2 separate regions of the Homo sapiens genome follow, and region 1 is linked to region 2. Evidence: read pairs that join two places in POLR2A ChIA-PET (ENCODE). Cell type or tissue: PC-9. All regions are shown on one strand. Each heading gives the region's core, and the rest is flanking DNA. Links, peaks and the distances in the headings are about the cores only.

Region 1 (2,915 bases), core at 256-2,755, 59 kb before region 2:
ATCACCCCCAGACGGTGACCAGGGACTGTCCATGGACTTGGAGCCAGGCCGCCTGCTCACTGGGATATCCTGTCCTGGCCAGAGGCAGATCTCACGGGGAGCACTACTAGATGGAACCCAGGATGCCTAGTTACATTTGAATTCCAAAGAAATAGCAAATGATTGTTTAGTATAAGTATGTCTTACACAGTATAGGGACATATTACAAATCCACAGCATTTGGGACATACTTATACAAATGACCAACAGGCATTTGCTACTTCTCTGCAATTCAGATTAACTGGGCATTCTGCATAGTTTTACCTGTTTTTTTGTTTTGTTTTGTTTTGTTTTTTGAGACGGAGTCTCACTCTGTCGCCCAGGCTGGAGTGCAGTGGCACGATCTCAGCTCACTGCAAGCTCCGCCTCCCAGGTTCATGCCATTCTCCTGCCTCAGCCTCCCAAGTAGCTGGGACTACAGGAGTCCCCGACCATGCCCGGCTAATTTTTTGTATTTTTAGTAAAGACAGGGTTTCACTGTGTTAGCCAGGATGGTCTCGATCTCCTGATCTCATGATCCACCCGCCTCGGCCTCCCAAAGTGCTGGGATTACAGGCTTGAGCCACCGTGTCCAGCCGGCATCCTTCATAGTTATGTGCTAGATCCAGTAACACTCCCTAAAGCCTCCCTCTGCCCATGAGCTCACCCCGTTTCAGCTCCATCTTGGCAGCAGCAGAAACAAAGCGTTTGGCCAGGGTCAGGGCCAGGCCACTGAGCCAGAATTGGGGTTGGGGGTGTAACCTCAGGCAAGCCTCCTGTCCTCCTGGCCTCAGGCTCCCCATCTGCATAACTCAGCTGGAAGAATCCCAGCTGCATGGACCTTTTTTGAGGATAAAGCGTGTGATGTATGTGGGAAACATGTTTTAGAAATGGAAAGGTGTTATGGAAACATGAGTGACCGGAATTGGTCGTTAATGGGTAACACAGACCAGTCAGTGGGGGCTGTTTACTGGCAACTGGGTTCCTGTTTTGGAGATTAGTTTTTTTCAATAAGCAACTTGCATTTGTTCTTGAAACATTAGAAAATGGACAGTAGCAAAAGGACGAAAAATTCCCTAATTACATCACTCAGAGACAACTATTTATAGCCTTTATTTTATTTTTATTTTTATTTTTATTTTACTTTATTTTATTTTTTTTTATTTTTTTGAGATGGAGTCTTGCTCTGTTGACCAGGCTGGAGGGCAGTGGCATGATCTTGGCTCACTGCAGCCTCCACCTCCTGGGTTCAAATGATTCTCTTGCATCAGCCTCCCAAGAAGCTGGGATTACAGGCACGAGCCACCATGCCCGGCTAATTTTTGTATTTTTAGTAGAGACAGGGTTTCACTATGCTGACCACGCTGGTCTCAAACTCTTAGCCTCAAGCGATCCACCTGCCTCAGCCTCCTAAAGTGTTGGGGTTGCAGGTGTGAGCCACCACGCCCAGCCTCTATAGCATTCTTTTTCCTTGGAAACCTTTTCCTCCAGGTGTGTGTGTATTTCTTTTTCTTTTTAACAAAATAAGTGGGATCATAGTCTGCATTCTTTTAGGGAACCAGTTTTTCCTCCTGTGGCCACTTCATGTCTGAAGTTTCAGAGTACACCCAGAGGAAAAGCATCTTCCTTTCTGGTCCGTGTGATTCCTGGGGTATTGGCAGATGTCCTATAAAACCATAGCCTGCCTGGCCTCCTCTTGCTATGCCCACATAGATGCCTGGTTTATGTTAAAAAAAAAATTGGGATACAGTTGTTGTAATGAAGTTTAACATTTTAACTAGTTTAAACTGTACAATTCATTGGCATGTAGTGTTTTGCAGTCACCACCAGTATCTAGTTCTAGAATTTTTTTTTTTTTTCGAGACAGGGTCTCACTTTGTCACCCAGGCTGAAGTGCAGTGGCGCCATCTCGGCTCACTGCAACCTCTGCCTCCCAGGTTCAAGTGATCCTTCCACCTCAGCCTCCCAAGTAGCTGGGACTATAGCTGTGCGCCACCATGCCTGGATAATTTTTGTATATATTTTTTTTAATGTAGAGACAGAGTTTCACCATGGTACCCAGGCTGGTCTCAAACTCCCGACCTCAAGCAACTCGCCTGCCTTGGCCTCCCAAAGTACTGGAATTACAGGCATGAGCCACTGCACCCAGCCCAGAACATTGTTATCACCCTAAAAAGAAACCTCATACTCTTGGGCAGTCACCCCCCAATCCTTTCAGCACGGATCCACTTTCTCTGTCTATGGATTTGCCTATTCTGGACATTTCATGTAAATGGAATAATAGATATGTGGTTTTTGGTGTCTGGTTTCATTTTACAAAATGTGTTTGAGGTCCCTGTGTATTGTGGAAAGCATCAATGCATTGTTCCTTTTTATGGCCAAATCATTCAATTCTTTTATGGTCAATACTCCTGGTAGAGATATAGTACATTTTTGTCTGTCCATTCATTCACTGATGGACATTTGAGTTATCCCTACCTTTTAACTATTGGGAATAGTGCTGCTATGAACATTCTCGTACAAGTTTTCACTTGAGTACTTGTTTTCAGTTTTTTTGTGTATATACCTTGGAGTGGAACAGTAGCTATAGCATTTTATGTTCTCACCAGCAATGTTTGAGGGTTTCAATTTCTTCACATCCTTACCAATATTTATTTTCCATTAACTTTTTTTTTTTTTTTTTTTTTTTTTGAGACAGAGTTTCGCTTGTCTCCCATGCTGGAGAGCACTGGCGCAATCTCGGCTCACTGCAACATCTGCCTCCTGGGTTCAAGCGATTCTCTTGCCTCAGCCTCCCGAGTAGTTGGGTTTACAGGCATCTGCCACCATGCCCGGCTAATTTTTGTATTTTTATTTTTATTTATTTATTTATTTTGAGACAGAGTTTCACTCTGCTG
Region 2 (2,915 bases), core at 126-2,625:
GTGGCTCTATCCTTGCTACTCATTGTACCAGCTATTAAAAAAAAAAGAAAAACCACTGTGCCATTTTTCAGTAAAATGATTTAGACAATCTTCTTCTATATTAAAAATTATAAGGGTAAGCCTAAATAGGACATGTCAAAGACAAAAGGGCAGCTGTTAATGAGTAGGCCGGGCAGCAGAATTGAGGCTGTCCTGGGCACGCCCAATGTGTGGACACCCCACTCCTGGGCCAGGTAACAGCAATGCACTGTCTCAATGCTTCAGGCCTTGGATAACACAGCAGAGGAGCGTGGCCCCTGGTTAAAAACCCACATGTGGCCAGGTGTGGTGGCTGACACCTGTAATTCCAGCACTTTGGGAGGCTGAGGCGGGTGAATCACAAGGTCAGGAGTTGGAGACCAGCCTGGCCAATATGGTGAAACCCCCATCTCCACTAAAAAGTACAAAAATTAGCTGGGTGTGGTGTCACGCACCTGTAGTCCCAGCTACTTGGGAGGTTGAGGCAGAATCGCTGCAACCTGAGAGGCGGAGGTTGCGGTGAGCCGAGATCGAGCCACTGCACTCTAGCCTGAGTGACAGAGTGAGACTCCGTCTCAAAAAACCAAAAAACCCACATGTGATTTTTTTTTTTAAGGCCTGACCATAGGCAATTCCGAAAGCGTTTACCTGGCAGGCCTTAGGGGAAGCTGCCCTCCCCACACCAGACTTGGGGTACAGCCAGTACCCTGTGATCTCCAGAGGGGGTTGCATCGTGGTCTCAGTCCCCACGGCTCTGCTCTGATGCATGTCTACATTTTTAGCCCTGCTGCCTGCCTTCCTAGGTCTCCTGATCTGAGGCCTTGGGCAGGGATCTTCTTCAGGGTTCTCTTATGACCAGAAGGAGGGAAAAGAAGACCCTTTTCCCCACCCTGGCTTGTTACTCAGTACTTTTCCAGTCCTAGCCCCCTCTCTTGCCCCCTACCCAGGTCCATAATACTGTCAGGAGCCTTTTGCCTGGTTCCCCCACATCTGGATGATACACCAGATCCTCAACTGATGCCCTGTTCCGTGGGGAAACGGGAGAAGGGCAGTTGGTGCTTTCTCCGGTTTTAACCTCCTGCTTGTACCATCACGGTGAGTGATCACGGGCGTAACGCTGTCATTTTTGGCTTATTGCTTTGCCACCTGACAGCTCAGCCCGCCCTCTTGCAGCTCAGCTGAGCTCCTGACAGCTATAGGAATTGGCACTCGATCTTTGATTGTGAAATGATGTCAACCTGTAAACAGTAAAGGTAAATTAGTGAGTAAGCTTCTGGATGCCAGGAAGATAATGACCAATGACTGTAGATCACCCCAGCACAGAGCAGCAGTGAGTATCTGTTGAGTGCCTGCCATGGGCGGGGCACATTCTGTTATTGAATTTCACAACGATTCTGTAAGATGAACATCCCCTCTCCATTTTACAGACAAACTGAAATTCTGACAGGTGAAGTTACCGGTCCCAGGTTCCAAGCTGGGATTCCTCAGCTAACATGTCAATCCTCCCAGAGGCATTTGTGTTTTTGTGCTTGAACTTTTTCCTTGTTTGCACTCATAAACTACATGTTTTATTTCCCGGGCGATAGGCAGCACCTATGGTCCGCCTGTGAAAGAAACATGGGTGTTTTCAAATGACACAGAGGTGGCCACCAGCTCATCCTCACCCAAGCCAGGTGTGCTGATGCTGACCCACACCCGGGAGTCCACGATGAGAAGGGGACACAGGTGGCTGCTGCTTGCAAAATTGAGTGTCACTTGCTTGGCTTGTTCCACTCCTGCTTATCAAAGCTGAATATGACCTGGTCCTAATGGAGACTGGCTCATAGGTGCCAAGCCTGTGTCTCGAGGCGTTTCCTGGCCCCCTATACGTCTGCTCCTGAAAGACAAGCTTCTTTGTCATCTTTTCTTGTTTCTTATTCATAGAGATGGGGTCTCACTGCGTTGGCCAGGCTGGTCTCAAACTCTTCATCCTCTCACCTCGGCCTCTCAAATTGCTGAGCTACCACACTCAGCCTATTTGTCTTGCTTCTGATCTGTCTTCCTGCACTAGAAAGTCAGCTCCTTGAAGGCAGGGGCTTTCATCTGTCTGATGCTGTATCCCCAGTAAACAGTGACTGGCACACAGTAGATGTTTGCATTTCAGGAGGGGCCCGAGATCACTCTCGGCCTCTATGGTTTTCTAGAAGGAATCACAGAGCTCAGAAAAGACATTGCACTCATGGCTGCTGTTGATTACAGGGAAAGAGAGTAAAATCAGTAAAGGGAAAAGGTGCATAAGGCAGGGAGGCCAGGCACAAGCTCCCAGATGTCCTCTCCCTGTGGACTCGTGGACAGTACTTATTTCTCCCAGCCATAATGTGTGGCAATGTGCACAGAGCATTGCCAACCAAGGAAGCTCACCAGAGCCTTGTGTGCAATGTTTTTATTGGCAACCAGTCATGGCCAATGGCCCATAGTTGACCTCAGTCTCCAGCCCCTCCAGAGGTCATGCTGGTATCACCTGGCCCAAACCCCCCACCCTAAATCATGTCATTAGCAGAGACTGGCTGGCGTGGTTCCAGGCCCCCAGGTAAACAAAGACACTGACATTACCATCAGGCAGCACATTCCAAGGGCCTGGAGTTTCCTTCCAGGAGCAGGACAAGGTTAACTTTTTTTTTTTTTTTGAGACGGAGTCTCCCTCTGTTGCCTGGGCTAGAGTACAGTGGTGCAATCTCGGTTCTTTGCAACCTCTGCCTCCCAGGTTCAAGCAATTCTCCTGCCTCAGCCTCCGGAGCAGCTGGGATTACAGGCGCACGCCACCATGCCCGGCTAATTTTTGTATTTTTAGTAGAGACAGGGTTTCACCTTGTTGGCCAGGCTGGTCTTGAACTCGAGACCTTGGGTGTTATGCCTGC

Evidence for each region. Peaks named below come from ENCODE experiments on the same cell type or tissue, not always from the same donor. Only the 100,000 strongest peaks of a DNase experiment are listed, where the experiment ranks them.
Region 1: POLR2A ChIA-PET joins it to region 2 with 55 read pairs; 16 of 35 experiments call an interaction of 5 or more read pairs at or near these places.

The regions. Positions count from the first base shown.
Region 1 is chr16:11,593,149-11,596,063 of GRCh38, reverse strand. It overlaps a transcript of LITAF not described here. Among named protein-coding and RNA genes, the nearest start is that of LITAF, 7.7 kb to the right of the region's middle. RefSeq lists enhancers at 1-277, 278-1,151. In PC-9, for the core only: no CTCF peak of the experiment used is centred there; a DNase peak (open chromatin) is centred at 1,533; H3K27ac peaks cover 771 bases.
Region 2 is chr16:11,534,008-11,536,922 of GRCh38, reverse strand. No RefSeq gene overlaps it. Among named protein-coding and RNA genes, the nearest start is that of LITAF, 51 kb to the left of the region's middle. In PC-9, for the core only: no CTCF peak of the experiment used is centred there; DNase peaks (open chromatin) are centred at 1,302 and 2,532; H3K27ac peaks cover 1,212 bases.